2 separate regions of the Homo sapiens genome follow, and region 1 is linked to region 2. A link is an interaction called in ENCODE POLR2A ChIA-PET data of the cell type or tissue named here. Cell type or tissue: OCI-LY7. All regions are shown on one strand.

Region 1 (8,000 bases), 140 kb after region 2:
TTCAAGCAATTCTCGTGCCTCGACTTCCTGACATAGCTGGGACTACAGGCGCACACCGCCACACCCGGCTAATTTTTGTATTTTTAGTAGAGACAGGGTTTCACCATGTGGGCCATGCTGGTCTCGAACTCCTGACCTCAAGCAATCCACCCACCTCAGCCTCCCAAAGTTCCGGGATTACAGATGTGAGCCACTGTGCCCTGGCCTGAAGAAGGTCTTTATGGGTACGGCATGACTGCTGGAGAGTTTTGTCACCGCTGCTTAAGGAAGAGCTTCCCAATGTTGGATATGTCTGTAACTTCATAATTTTTTTTTAATTTTGCGCTTTTGTGAATTTCCTCAATTGGCTTTCTTATTGGCCCCCAGGATCACACAGAACACTTCAAACTCCTCTTACGTGTTCTTGATTTCATCATTTAGCTGAAGATGCAGGCCCTGTCTTTCTTTCTGAGTTTTCCTTAGCACCCTCCTTTTAAATTACCTTTTTCATTGGTTAAATGCCATGAAACTTCATCAATTCTAGTTTTAGCTATCACTTGACCCAAAGACAAGAGAGTTGAATCCTGGACCTTAAAGAAAAAGAAAAAAGGAAAAAAAGCTTGTGGGAACCTTATTTACCTCAACTGGGGAAATTTTTTGCTCTTGCGCAAAGGTCAGGTCCCGTGAAACTTGTGAAATAGGTGTTTTTATCTCTTTTCTTTTCCAACTGATCAGATAGATATCTTTCCAGGAATTTGGTGTCAGAAATCAAATTCAATGAGTGGGAAGTTTGACAAGATTCAGGATAGTCTTGCCAAATAGCACAAGAGAGGAGGTAAAGTTAGGTCAGGTCAAGGGGGCAGCAAAAATGAAGTTTATAACAGATATACTGTATATTTGTCATGGGAAAGGGCTTCAGTCAATAGCAATTGATATTAATAAAACATAAAAGAAATGACAATAAACAATCAGGATAACTTTGAAACAACTTCTTTTTATGTAGGTAACATTAAAGAAAATTAAAGAAAAGGAATCGCTTTATTTTATAAAATAAATGCACTACTATTTGCAAAAAAAAATTTACCTAAAAATGCTGCTACTGAACAAACAAAACTACCCAAAATTAGAGAACAAAAGCATAAAAATTGTTAACAAATAAAAAAACTATATTTTTGAAAAGTCTTAGATGATACACAAAAAATGCAGATTTGTATAAATACACCATCGCCCTGGGATGACCTCTTATCATTGTCTAAGCAAGTTGTAGTGCCACGGTGTGTTTCAGACTATGCTATAGAAAATCTTTAGCACTCACCTTAAAAGTTTAAAGTAGAAAGAACAACCTTTAACAGGATCATAGAAAATGTTCCATCAGATCAAAACAAACAAGCAAACAAACTGAAGCAGGTCATTTTTCTCTTTTTGGCACTGTGCAGGACCATATGCTTCCAGAGATGGGAATTTAAAAATAGCCTGTCACACAGCTCACATTGTAATGCTGGGACATGATGCGGGTGGGAAAGATTGCCTCACACTTAATAATAGTGACACTTCACATTTACACCAACCTCTTTGCAGAGTAACCAAGAGTATTTCTCAGTTCTTTTTTTCCTTTAAAAATAATATGATCTTCTTGATACCCTGTAAGTGGAACAGGAGGGAGTACAATTCTTCCCACCTTACAGAGAAGGCGATTGAGGCCTCCAAAGGTAAAGTGACTCACTCAGGATTACAGAGTTACCCAGGGATCAGCACTGTGCTGTTCAAAATACACCAGGCTGCCAACTGCAGCAATATCCTGGGCCTGTGAGAACCGTGGGTTCATAGGATGTTGCACAAAAAAGAGAGAAATTTGCTTCCCATTGCCTCTGTTTTGAAATGTACTGCCTTTCATCTTGAGCATTTCATAAGTTTCTAATTTTAAGGCAAATTGCTTATAAGCCATGGTGACCTATATTAGCTGACATTTGAAATCAATCTCACACCAGTAAATGCCTTAGATTTGCATTTGGTACCCCCTTGCCGAGTCATAATAACAATGTAATTTCTCACATCTCCATAATTCTTTACACTTGAAAATGGTTGTACATTCACCATCTCATCAGATCTGTATAAGCAGCTATAATTTAAGCCAGGCCAGAGTTATGATGAGAGGGAACAGAGGCTCAGGATATGAAAAAAACTTTCTCATTTGGTAAAAGCCACAGAAACTGATGAAACCCAGGTCTTCTCTCTGCATGTGTAGGGTATTTTCCTGCCAGCCACACAGCCTTTTAGGTCTAAATAAAGTGTTGAGACTCCACTGCAAGTGTGTGTGCGCTCAGGAGTGACTCTTCTACCCAGTTTGGTGCCCAGCACTCAGTTCCTAATTGGCTGCAAAACCCTGAAGGGGGATTCTAGATGTGGCGGGCACCAGGTGAAGTCAGTAGTGAGCTTCCTTTTTGGAGGGAAGGAAAATTCTTGGCATACCGATGGGTCCAGGCAGACACTTTGGATATGTGTGGAGCCCAGTGATGTTGTGTTACTGGGTAGCCTTAAACCTTATTCCAACCTTGACTCCTTCTACTCTGTGCCATAAACTCTCTCCTTCCAATACCCCCCATTCCTCTGCTGCCTTCCCCTTTATCGTACCTGGCAAAACTGCAATCCTGGTGAAATGTATATCCTCTAATTCCTCCTTTGCTTGCATCCAAACAGTGGAATGTTGTTAAGAACATTGTAAACCATGCTGATCAGTTCACTTTAAATTTGTGATCACAAACCTGAAACGGACCGTGCCAGAGGATCCTATGATACATTTAGCAAATTCACTTTTTGGTTTCTGGGTCAACTCTTTCAAACCTTTAGCTCCCTACTTGAATATCCACTATGCTCTACACATCCCATGCCCTGGGATTATGACCTTCCTTTTTGCTATCAGAGGAGAGTTATTGCATTTTTCCTTAACCCACCTGCATCTGTGCCCACATACACTACCTCCCTCTTATTATAGTGGAGGAAGTGGCATAGTTTCTAAGGCCAACCCTTCCATTTGTCCTCTGTATCCCATCTCCTTTCCTATGCTTCTCTCTTGCAACATCAAATTCTGATGTTCCTTTACATCTAACCCATCAGCATACAAATATGCCTTTATAACAACTACTAAAAATAAAAAAAAACCCAGCTCTCCCTTGGCCCTACATGTCCCTTTAACTACCACCCCCTTTCTTTAATGCCTTCACAAAAAGACCTTTAAAAGTAAGATCTACATTTCCTGTCTCCACTTCTTTAGCTCCCTTTCTCTCCTCAACTCTGCTCTAATTTTCTTCAGACTCTATATCACTCCACTTAAACAGCCTTTATCAGAGTCACCAATGACCTACATATTTCCAAGGTCGAAGTGTATTCAGCTAACTGAACTATTGAGCTGAATTGGACATGGTCAATCCTTCATACTTCTTTAAACACTTTCTTCTCTAGGCTTTGTGATCCCACACTCACCTGGTTTGTCCTTACCTTTCTGTCTCCTTGTCTGGCTGTTTCTCCTCGACATCAGATTTTGGCGTGCTCTGGGGTTCTTATCTCTATTCTGTCTGTACTCTTCTTGGATGAACTCATTGAGTCCCCTGGCTTTAAAATACCATTTATACGCAGAAAACTTCAAATCTCTATCTCTAACTGACTTCTCCCTTGAGCTTCAGACTCCATAACTCTACTTGTATATGTAAAAAGCACTTCACACAAACTGTGACCCAAACCAAACTATTGATTTAGTCTTTCTCTACCCCGAATTCCTTCCCCTCAAGTCTTCCCTATCACAGTAAGTGCTACCTGGCCTCCTAGCTATTCGTTCAACGCAAATAATTGAGTCATTCTAATATTCTTTATTTCCCTGAAACCCTATGTGTAATCTCTCAGCAAGTCCTATTGACTTTACGTCTAAAATATATGTCAAATTAGACTATTTCTCACCATCTGCACTGCTGACTATCTTATTCCAAGCTATTATCATGTTTTTCCTGCCCACACTTTTTCCCTCTACAGTCAGCTCTTCATGCAGTAGCCAGACTGATCTTTCTAAAGCCATAAATTATAAGTTTATCTCTTTGCTAAACCCTCTTACCATGAGCTATAAAACCCTACATGATCTGGTCCCAACTGCCTGTTCAGCATCATCTCCCTCCACTCTCAGCCTCATCCATGAAGTTCACTGGCCTTTTTCTCCCTCAAACTTGCTCAATACTTTCAGATATGAAGAACGTTCACTTACTTTTCCTTCTGTTTGGATGTTCTTCTTCTGGATCTACAATGGCTGCATCATCTTGTCATTCAGGCCTCAGTTCTAATGTCATTTCTGTAGAGCAAGTTCACTTGACTGATGTAACTAAGGTATCTCTCTTTAGAACCAGGTAAGTATCCTAACCTCTCACCAGAGAAGTGTTTTCATTATGTTGAATTTTAGTGAATTATAAATTGAAATTGTCTCTTGTGGTTTCTGAAGACATTATTTGCTCTGTCACTTGGTGGCCTTTTCTATAAAACCCCATATGAGGAATTCTTTTAGGTCTAAGTGCTAGAAAAGCTTTGCTTCCCTTGAGGAATTGATGATGACACAACTGATTTTGCTTTGTTTTATTTGGCTTTGCCAACACGAAGCTCAGAGCCAAAATTTTGGCTGCTTTATTGCAAATGTGTAAGAATATATGACTTGGTTGTCTGTCTAGACAGCAGTGTCTAATAGATCTTTCTGCAATCACGGCAATATTCTGTATCTGAAATGTCCAATAAGTAGCCACTGGACACATGTGGTGACTAAGCACTTAAAATGTGGCTTGTGAACCTGAGGAGCTACATTTTAACTATATTTAATTTTAATTAATTTAAATATAAATAGATACATGTGCCTTGTGGCTGCCACATTGGAAAGCACAATCCTATATATCCTATGGTTTATTGATAAGATATTGTAGTTTATTTTTATGTACTCTTCATTATTCATTATTGTATTTCCTATAAATTACCTCAAACCTTTGTGGCTGGAGGTAGAAAAAAAAAAGAAAGGAACAAAGCACAATTAAATGAACAATTGACTTTGCAGGGCATGTCAGCACGTTCATAGGGTTGAAGGAAGTGGCAAGTATACAGCAACAGTGGATCTTAAATCCTATTTCTCCTTGTGAGATCTATGGAATGGGCACCAGCATCAAGTTGGAGATTCAAGTTCTAGTTCTTGTTTTACTGTTGGACATGTGTGGCTCTGAGTCAACCAGAGGTTTAGTATGTTCATATGTGAAATGGGACTTCTGTATTGGTGACCTGAAGCCTTTGGCATCTGAGATGCTGATGTACAACCGCTGTACCCATTTCTGTGCCTTCCAAAGCCAAGCAGGCCAGCCCTTGGCTACCTACCTAAAATAGGAGGCAATACTTTGAGAAATCATCTCATTCAAGCCCATGCTTCAAGACAGAGTCACCGGTAAACTAATTTAAAACAAATAGGAAGAGTCTTACCTTCCAAATGTCTTCTGGTGGAAAATAATTCATCCTACATACTTAGTAATTTGGATGTTTTTAATACAGAATGAAGTATCATACCCCTTAGTATATAAAGGCACAGGACTGAAATCAGAAGACTTAGGTTCTAGTCCCAGTTCAGCTACTAACTATCTGTGTGACTTTGATCAAGTCAAAGTTTCTTCTTTGTTTAAATGAGAAGATTGGACCAAATGATCTTTAATTTCCTGTTTAGCATTAGCCATAACCATAGCTAATATTTATTAAGTAGTTGGAATGTACTGAAATGCATTACCTTATTTTGTCCTATGGCCACTGAGAATATTATTATTCCCATTTTAAAGATAGAAGAAACTGAGCTTTAGTGTTTCCCAAAGACATAGAGTTGGTAAATGGTAGAGTCTTTATCTGAACCCCCGTGGTCTGGATTCGGGACCCACTTTCTTACCTGCTTTGTCTTCTCTAGAATTTTGTGATTTTTATAGGCCAGAACACTCTTGTTATTCTGATTAGACAAAGAGTTGACTTAATCCTTTAAACTGAACTTTCCCAAATCTGGGTTTCAAATGGGCCCAAATAGTGTCTCTTCAGTCTTTGGAGTGGCCAGGAAGAGCTCAGCACAGCCACAATTAATGAGTTGGTTGCTACCGGGCAAGAGTGGCCTTGTTCTTTCACCCAGTTTGCTGTACAAATAATACCATGTTCTAGGTATGCTGTATATAAAAAAACATTGGGAAGCATGTGAATTTAGATGTATGTCATGACAAGGGTTTAGCTTGGACTTTTCACAAGTCATATCATACACATTTCACAAGATCCTATCACAAAGAGAAGGTTTATCCCACAAATCTCAGGCATCACTTCTTGAACATGGAGCACCTCAATCATTCCTGTGTCTCCAACTTGTTGATTTCAGAAGCTGATCCTAAGCTCATCTTCAATTGTAAATGATTTTGCTAATTGTTAGAAAAGCACATTGTTAGAATAGCTAATTGTTAAAACAGTTGGTTAGAATCCATGGGAGCTTCAGCAATTTTGAGTTCAATCCCAAGAGGGAAGAGGATTTTCTTAAGGTCAATGTCAGAGTTTGGACTAAATCCCCGGTCTCTTTCATGCCCAAGAAAGGGCCCTTTTTCCCTTTTCTGACTAGTAGTCAGGTTTACTTCCTTGGGAGATGGAACAAATGAAACATAACTGAAATTTCATCTTGCCTCTGCAGATGTCAGGAGCAAGGGAGCACCAGTGGTAGAAGAACCTGCCTCCCCTGGCTCCATCAAAGGCCACAGGCCCATGAGAATCACCCGGCCTGCTCTGAGCAGCACACTCGGAGGCCACAGCCACGCACAGGAAAGTGAGAGGAAGTGGAAACGTGCGAGCAGAGGGCTCAAAGCGACGGGCTCACCACCGGAAAAAAAAAATAAAAATAAACACGCTCAGAAATAGTGTAACTGATATGCAAAGAAGATCAAAACAAGGGTTTTAAAATATCTTGGCTGCTTTAGAGGAGATGGGGGTGGTAATTAAAGCGAGGTTGCAAATGCGTGTTAGGGGAGTGGGGCGGTTAGGTGGATGGTTCACTGAAGCCTGCCAGGACATGGGAGCCTGGGAGCCCAAGGGTATTTCAGATGAAAATGTGGCACTTATATGTGGAATGTAAAAGAAAGTTGAACTCATAGAAGCAGAGAATAAAATGGTTATTCTCAGAGGCTGCCAGGTGGTGGGACTGGGGAGATGTTGGTCAAAGGACACATTTTAATAAATTCAAGAGATTCATTGCCCATCACGGTGACTATAGTTAACATCAATACATTTTATATTGATATAAATATATATATATATATTTAATTATTTTGTTGGGCTTTTTGTTTAAGTTCCAGGGCACATGTGCAGGATGCGCAGGTTTGTTACATAAGTAAATGTGTGCCATGGTGGTTTGCTGCACCTATCAACTCCTCATGTAGGTATGAAGCCCAGCATGTATTAACTCTTTGAAAACTGCTAACAGAGTAGATTTTAAGTGTTCTTGCCACAAAAAAATAAGGCGCTACATATGCTAATTAGCTTGATTTAGCCATTCCATAGTATAGATATATATCAAAACATCATCTTGTACACCATACATATATATAATTTTGGTGAATTAAATAACAAATAAAGAAAGAAAATATGAGAGGAATAAATTCCCATGGGTAACTCAGAGGCAGATATGGACTTGAGAGCAAGAAGCCCAGAGTCCCTCAACCCCAAACTCTGCCCTCCCCAGCCCTTTTACTGTTCCCTGAGATTCTGCTCCATTTAGAGTCCTGTACATTTGTCCCAGGGCAGGGCTCAGACAGGCCAGCAGTGGAGGCACCAGGAAGTCCACCCAACTTGGCTGAACTTCAAGGCTCAAGTTCCAGTTTGGAACAAATGTTCTAGGGTTAATGGCTGGGGCTGAGCAAACTCAGGAAAGACAATCTCCCCAGTCTTGCAAAGTGAAATTCTCTTTTCTTTCAGTGTGTTGTGAAGAACTACAGAAATGTGTTCTC
Region 2 (8,000 bases):
GGTGTGCAGTATGAACAAGAGACTCCCAGTTTGTACCTATAAAGCTCATCAGAATCCACAGAGTTGCATGACGTCAAGGGGAACTGCTCTGGTACAAGGGGTGGACTGTATCAAACATCTGTCATTCATCCCTGCAGATCAGTTCATTCTTCTTATTATAACTGGTTCTATTACTACAACAGGGAATCATCTCTGTGAGAACAAGATGGCCTCGCTTCCTTTTTATGAGGGGAAATAAAAGTTCAGTTAGAGTCTGCTTCAAGATGATCTTGAGGCCACGATTGAGATTAATTACGCTCTTAACCACTTTTTCTAGACGTTCCTCCCTAGGCCAGCACTTCAGCTGTTCTGGGTTGCTTACTTGGTGGAGTGACCATCTGTGTATCTGATTTTAACATCACAGTGTGCCCTTCATTAGACTCCCTAGCCACATTCATGCTACCGCGACCTTAGTTCATTAGTTCAGGTCTGCTTCATTTCTTGACTGGCTTTTTTGTTTGTTTGTTTGTTTTTGACTGAGTCTAGCTTTGTTGTCCATGTTGGAGTGCAGTGGTGTGATCTCGGCTCACTGCAACCTCTGCCTCCTGGCTTCAAGAGATTCTCTTGCCTCAGCCTCCAGAGTAGCTGGGATTGCAGGCACATGCCACCATGCCTAGCTAGTTTTTGTATTTTTAATAGAGACGGGGTTTCATCATATTTCCCAGGCTGGTCTCCGACTCCTGGTGGCATGTGATCCACTTGCCTCTTCCTCCCAGAGTGCTGAGACTGTAGGCGTGAGCCCAGTCAATTGCAATAGCCTTTTAAAAGATCCTCATCTTTCGTTATTTTCATCTCTCTATTCCATACTTATGAGTTTCACCAGATGGAAATTTATAAAATGACAGCTTGGTTCGTGTGATACTCCACAAAAAAATGGCCTCCTATTGCTCATGCTATGAGCAATAGCCCCAAGTTTAAGGCCCTTGTTCATTATTTAACCGATTTCCCAGCACTAGCTCATCTTTCACACTCCCTCTAATCTCATGTACTCTAATGCCAGATAACCACTCTGGTTCTAGGCCTTCCTGTTGTCATGACTTTTCCGACACCCTTTCTATCATATGCATGCATATCCAAACCCTACTTATCTTCCAAAGCCGACATAAAGAAGGCACTAACCTGGGGCTTAGGGATGGAGTCGGTAGGAAATTGCAGACAGGCAATGAGAACCATGGCAAGGTAAACAGGGAGGTGAGTCAATAGCCAGTTTAAAGACCCCTGCTTATCCTATCTCTGAGTACCCCGTTTTCTCCAATACCCAACCCATAATGTTCTTCCTATGATTGTTTTATTTAACAACAATCCTTGTTTTACTATTATTGTTTTAGGTCAAAGACTTCAGAATCAGTAACAGATTTAACTTATTGAAAATTAATCTGTAATGTGTTAGACTGAACAAAATAAGAATGATTTTTGTGAATTCTTTTGGTTACATTAGGGAAATCACAATAACATGCTTTCATAGTTAATTGGGTATGTCACCGAGACAACTTTAGCTCTAGTCTTTTAGATGGACCAACTCAAAAGAGGGACTTGAAAAGCTTTACATATGTGTGCTGGGCAATAAGTCACATTTTTTAGAATTTTTCATGAGAGCTTATTAAACAAATATAGCAACAGTTATTTCTAGGTTAACAGGCACTGTGTTATAATAAGTATATTGTAGGCACTGTGCTAGGTGCAGAGAATGCAGTTATGAATGAGACACGTGCTTTGCCACCAAGGGACTTAAACACGAATCAAGAAGATAGACAAGTGAGTAGGAAGTCAATTATAGGAGGATTAATGGCACTATGGGACTGTATTAGTGGGCTAGCAAGGGGATAGGGAGGTATGATGGATAGGGGATTAGAAAAAAATGGCATGTGAGCTGAGTCAAAGAGTAGATCTCTGTGTCAAGCATTCATTCATCTGTTTCTTTTTTTTTTTTTGGAGACCGAGTCTCGCTCTGTCACCCAGGCTGGAGTGCAGTGGAATGATCTCGGCTCACTGCAAGCTCCGCCTTCCGGGTTCACGCAATTCTCCTGCCTCAGCCTCCCCAGTAGCTGGGACTACAGGCGCCCGCCACTACGCCCAGCTAATTTTTTGTATTTTTAGTAGAGACGGGGTTTCACCGTGGTCTCGATCTCCTGACCTCAGGATCCGCCCGCCTCGGCCTCCCAAAGTGCTGGGATTACAGGCGTGAGCCACCGCGCCCGGCCTCATCTGTTTCTTTAGTCATTACATAATCATTCACTTTTGTTCCTTCCTTCAGCTGGCCTTTATTGGAAGCTGTAGCAGACACTCTTGGTTGATCTCATGCTCATTTCCAACCTTCTTATTCCTAATCACCTTCAAAACAAGGGTGACCATTTGACCCAATTCTAGCCAATAAGGTAAAAACCGCTGCAAGGATGAATCCTGAGTAACATTTTAATTCCCTGACATGGATACCACCGTTTTTCTTTCTTTTTTTCTGTTCACTGGATTGTATGTATGATGACTGGAGCTTCTGCAGCCAGAATACAATCATGAGGAAAAAGTGCAGAGGGTTTCCACTGAATAGAGTTGGAGCAAGTGTATTGTGCCTCTGAACTAGCACCAGCAATCATCTGTCTCTGAATATCTTATGTGAAAAAAATAAACTTCCGTTTGTTCAAGATGCTGTGGTTCACTTTTTCTGTTACCTGCAACTGAAAATATTCCTAACAAATTTGGGAGTCTGCTTTTGGCCAGGACTTTTGTTTGGTGGTCTCTTAATAAAGTTGTCTGTTGCAAACAACTTAAAAAGGACAGCCCATGACAAAGGAGCAGGTGATAATATCTCTTCAGTTACTCCTCTTCCCTTAGTGAGTGAGGCACTAAGATTTATAACTGGGAGATTGGGATGGGAGTTATTGGTGTCTGGCCCCCTGTCTCAGCACCATCGTATATTTCCTTAATGAAGTGCGAGACCAGGACTCCATAAATTCACATAGTAGCAGAAGCGGGCAGCAGCTCGTCAGCAGAGCTATTCAGAGAGCCCAGCATCACTCTTTGCGTATTAGAGAAGTTCACAGCCAGTTAAAAATAGGCTTGGAGAGAAGTCGCTTTTAGACCACAGCTCATTTTGGATTTCTCTGGAGCCCCATTCTGGGCCACAGTGTATTTCCTTTTTTCTTTCGTTCTAGTAAGAGTACTCAGGCAGTTCAGAGACAATAGATACATGGTTATCTTTAGTTCTGTTGTGCACAGAAAGCAGAACTATGAAAAAACAACAGTAACTTATTGGGCACATGGACTGTTACAGCTTTTTAATAAATGGCAACACCCACTCAGCCTTTACGAGGGGCCAGTGCTTTAAATCCTCAAAACAACCAGGTGAGAAAAATGCTATTAATAACCTCATATCCCTGATGAGGAACCTATGATTCAGAGCAAATAAGCAATGTACACTGCTATTAAGTAGCAGTATCAAAATTTGAACCCAGGTCTGTCTGATTCCATTCAGAGCCTGTAGTCTTAGCCTCCATTCATTCAAAGTCACACATGGCTTTCTGTGTCACTCAATTTTCATCCTTAGAGGAGACCTGTGAAATAGGCAGGGCAAGGAAATGATCCCAATTTACTAGGAGAAAACCTAGGACCAGAGAAGTGAAAGAATTCTTTAAGGTTGACCAGTCCATGTGCAATAGAACTGGGACTTGAATCCCATCTTCTAACTCTGAGTCCTGACTTTGCTCTGCCATGGCAGGCTGAGTGCTGGAGCAGTTCAGTTTTGAAAAAACACCCTGAAATTGTTTGAAACTGTTTTTGGTTGACTTCTGAGTTTCAACACCCAACCCTGTATCAAGAAACCAACTAACCCAGGGCTGCCCTGATTTATTTAGGGTCTTTTAGAGATCAGTTCCTGCCTAGCACCTCTGTCGAATGATATTTGGTACTTTCATTTAAAATTTCAAATATAATATTTCAAATTTAACCATCCTTCAAATTATGGCAAGAGAGTGTGAGCTGGAGGGATCAATGTCTTTATCAGGGGCACGGCCAATTTAGCTGATAAAGTGAGTATAATATCTCTTTGAACATTACAATTATCCAGTGACAAGGAAGCTGACAATTAGCTTATAAGAGTTGAGTATAGGGATTGTACGTGTGAATATTTTTTTAAACACCTGAGTTTTGGAAAATAAAAGTGGCCTGCCCACATTTTCAAGCACAGTGGTAATCAAAAGAGAGCTCTGTGGAGGTAATAATACCTTGTATTTTAAATACTGCTTGTCTTTGAAGAGCTCAAATCACTCTATAATCATTTCCTTATTATGATTCTCAAAACTTCCTGGGTCAAAAAGTTACAAAGTTTATATCTTAACAGTCTGGCCTCAGTTTCTTCTTTGGGAATTTGAGGTGGAAGACCAGGTTGCTAAGAGCTCTGTCAGTACAAACACCTTTTCCACCTTCTCCCCACCTAGCCCTCTCCCATCTCCAAGGCCCCTGCCCTGCAATCCAGCTACCCTACTTAGCCTCTTATTTTTTTCTAGATCTAACAAGTTAATCTCATTATATAGAACCATAGATTATTTTAATTCGGAGAGTTTCACACCAGTGAGCTGGAGGCTGAACAACTGGCTCGAGGTGGGAAGGGGGAGCGGCCCTTCAGTTAGAGCAGTTTCATTTTTATCTGCTTTTATACATTGGGGATCAGCATAAGATTTTATTTTTAAGAAGGATTTTGATGTTTAAAAAATTGCAATCTGGTCATTCAGTCCAGCTCCCTCATTTTACTGATAGGAAAACTGAGGCCCAGAACAAGGGAGTCACCTGTTCAAGGTCTCATCCCAGCTCCTGAGAGAACTGCCTGTCCTTGAACACTGATCCCTGGGTGCCAGTCCCGGGGGGTCTTGGCAGGCCTCTAGGTTGCTTGTCCCCAGAAGTCACTTTCACAACAAAAGTCCGAAATGTAGACTAGTAACCATGGACTCATGCCTTGGGGGCTTTAAATGCACCTGCCCACAGACTTTTCCTCCCTTTTTAGAGTTAAAGGCACTCATTTTACCTGGGAACATTTGACTAGACCATGCAGAAAGAAACGAGTAGAATTAGTATGTGCCATTTTCACCTAGTCCCAAAATGGTTCTCCACCTCAACTAGGTCATGAAGAAAAAAAGTGTAAGTACAAACATACACATATATTTATATAGCTATTGCCTTCCAGTGAGCTCAAAGCATACACACACACACACACACACACACACACACACACACACATATATGTCATTAGTTCTTCTGGGGGAAAGGAAGAGCAGTTATTGTCTGCCTCATTTTGTATGAGACTATCAAGGCAGAGAATAAATTGATCTTGACTCAAATCATGGGCTGAATTGGTGGTGTTGGTGTAGGGGTGTCTAAGCTAAGCACTTGTTGTATCATGTTCTGCTCTGCTCCAGGAGCAAAGTCTGGGAAGTTGAGGACCTGAGCTCTAGCCCTGTGTCAGGCTGCACCCGTGAGCAGGTGTTTCATTCCCTGAGTTTCAGTTTCCCCATATGGTAAATGAATAGAGGAGTGGCATTGATCATTTTTTCTCTATGGCTCCTTTCTCTGTCCTGGAAGTGACGTTTGGAGGATTGAAAGGAACAGAGCTGAGCCTGGAGCAGCCCACCTGAATGAGGTGTGTCTGCCCCTCACTTCCTTAACCCAGAATATTCCAAACTCTGGGGAGTGTGCAATGTATACCCCCATGTAATAGTTTTGTTGGGGTCCTGGGCCATACTGCAGGCCAAGAGTTGGGACAGCTCCATAAAGGGAATCCAAGTCCCAGCTGCTATGTAATCCTGGGACTGAAAATGTGGATGGGGTGTGTTTATGTCGGTGTGGGTGCATGGGGAGGGAGGAGTGTGCAGGAGCTTGTGGGTAGCGAATGGTATATTGTGGGTCCAAGCTGTAAGTCGTGGAGATGCCAGGAGTGATTCTCCCGGTGTGGAGCTTGCCTCCTGGGTCTCAAGAAGACAGGCTAGAAGCAAGATGGGTGGTCCGTTAGGGACACACGTAGCACTCTGGGAACCAGCAGTGGCTTTAAGCTATTAGTGGCCTTACTTCTTTCTCATTTTCACTAGAATGTCCGTTACCTCATTAAAAGTTATCCCTGAAATTACTCCATGGACAATACACAAATGGGCAACACACACATGAAAAGATGCTCAACTTCACTAGTCACTAGAGAAATGCAAATCAAAACCGTAATGTGGTACCACTTCCCACTCACTAGAATGACTGTAATAAAAAACAAAATAAAACAAACAACCCAGAAAATAGCAAGTGTTGGCAAGGATATGGAGAAAATAAAACCTCATATATTTCTGGTGGAGGCCAGGCACCTTGGCTCATGCCTGTAATCCCAGCACTTTGGGAGGCTGAGGCTGGTGGATCACCTGAGGTCAAGAGTTCGAGACCAGCCAGGCCAACATGGTGAAACCCCATCTCTACTAAAAAATACAAAAATTAGCTGGGCATGGTGGTGCATGCCTATAATCCCAGCTACTTGGGAGGCTGAGGCATGATAATCACTTGAACCCAGGAAACACAGGTTTCAGTGAGCTGAGATTGCACCATTGCACTCCAACCTGAGTGACAGACAGAGACTCCGTCTCAAAAAAAAAAAAAAATATATATATATATATATTGCTGGTGGGAATGTAAAATTTTTCAGCCACGCAGAAAACAGTTAGGTGGCTCCTTAAAAACAGTTAAACAGGATAACCATATGACCCAGCAATTCCACTCCTAGGTGTATATCCCAAAAAGCTGAAAATAGGGACTCCGACAGTTAATTCGTCATCAATGTTAATGATGGCAGGATTATTCACAATAGTCAAAAGATGGAGAAAACCAAAAGTCCATCAACAAATGAATAAATAAATTCTGATATACATCTACAATGGAATACTATTTAGTTAAAAGAGGGAAAGGAGTACTGTATCTTCAGAATCATGTATTAGATTAGACTAAGATTACAAATACGAGAGAGGGAGTAAGTTCTTCCCCTAATGATTGTGAAGCCCAAGGCAAGTATATAAAATGAGACCCTGGCCTATAGCTTGCCCCTTTCTTTCCCCACTCCTAATTGCTTCTGCTTTGTAATGACCTCACAGACATGCATGTGAGCTCCAGCCTCACTCCCAAGATCCATACACAACCCAGTCCCCACCCTTGCCCATCCCTACACCCTGCACACAGCTGCCCCTTGACCTAAGTGTGCACACACTAAAATCATGTTTTGCCCTCTGCAAGACAGACTGGAGAAGCAAGGCCCTAAGAGTGGATTCGGGGTAATGTGGTCAGGGAATTCTGGAATCCTGGGTTTGTAAAGGATGGTCTAGAAGCTGAACATGACTTTGGGTGAATATGTTCCCTGGGGCCTGTGGACTCCTCACCCAGTAGAGAAGAGGACACCTCGGGGAGAGATGGTCTGGGACTTTTAATGTGCAAGTTCCAGGTCAAGGGTTGCTCTAGGCTAAAAGAAAGACTAGAAGGAACTATGATTTATTGAGCCAGGCCATGGCAGGACACTTTTTGTCTACTACTTGATTCTTATTCCATCTGAGAAAGTGTCATTTGCTCCATTTTACACTTGTCATGACATTGAGGTGAATTCTCCAGGGTCACATAGTGAGTGAGTGTCAATAATTCTAAAGTCTGTGTTCTGGCCGGGTGTGGTGGCTCATGCCTGTAATCCCAGAACTTTGAGAGGCGGAGGTAGGAGGATCACTTGAACTTAGGAAGTTCAAGACCAGCCTGGGCAAACATGGAGAAACCTCGTCTCTACCAAAAATACAAAAACTTAGCTGGGTGTGGTGGCGCACACCTATAGTCCCAGCTACTTGGGAAGCTGAGGTGGGAGAATCTCTTGAACCCAGGAGGTAGAGGTTGCAGTGAGTCCAGATGGCACCACTGCACTCCAGCCTGGGCAACAGAGCAAGACTCTGCCTCAAAAAAAACAAAACAAA

Evidence for each region. ChIA-PET counts read pairs that join two places held together with the same protein. Peaks named below come from ENCODE experiments on the same cell type or tissue, not always from the same donor. Only the 100,000 strongest peaks of a DNase experiment are listed, where the experiment ranks them.
Region 1: POLR2A ChIA-PET joins it to region 2 with 15 read pairs; 2 of 35 experiments call an interaction of 5 or more read pairs at or near these places.

What each region holds. Positions count from the first base shown.
Region 1 is chr3:187,957,655-187,965,654 of GRCh38, reverse strand. It overlaps LINC01991 (long intergenic non-protein coding RNA 1991), which reads left to right. Exons shown (of 3, transcript NR_135538.1): 3 at 6,692-6,880. Among named protein-coding and RNA genes, the nearest start is that of LINC01991, 15 kb to the left of the region's middle. RefSeq lists an enhancer at 6,692-6,831. In OCI-LY7, no CTCF peak of the experiment used is centred here; DNase peaks (open chromatin) are centred at 1,754, 2,234 and 6,864; H3K4me3 peaks cover 2,772 bases; H3K27ac peaks cover 8,000 bases.
Region 2 is chr3:188,093,120-188,101,119 of GRCh38, reverse strand. No RefSeq gene overlaps it. Among named protein-coding and RNA genes, the nearest start is that of LPP-AS2, 57 kb to the left of the region's middle. In OCI-LY7, no CTCF peak of the experiment used is centred here; a DNase peak (open chromatin) is centred at 3,139; H3K4me3 peaks cover 1,535 bases; H3K27ac peaks cover 3,142 bases.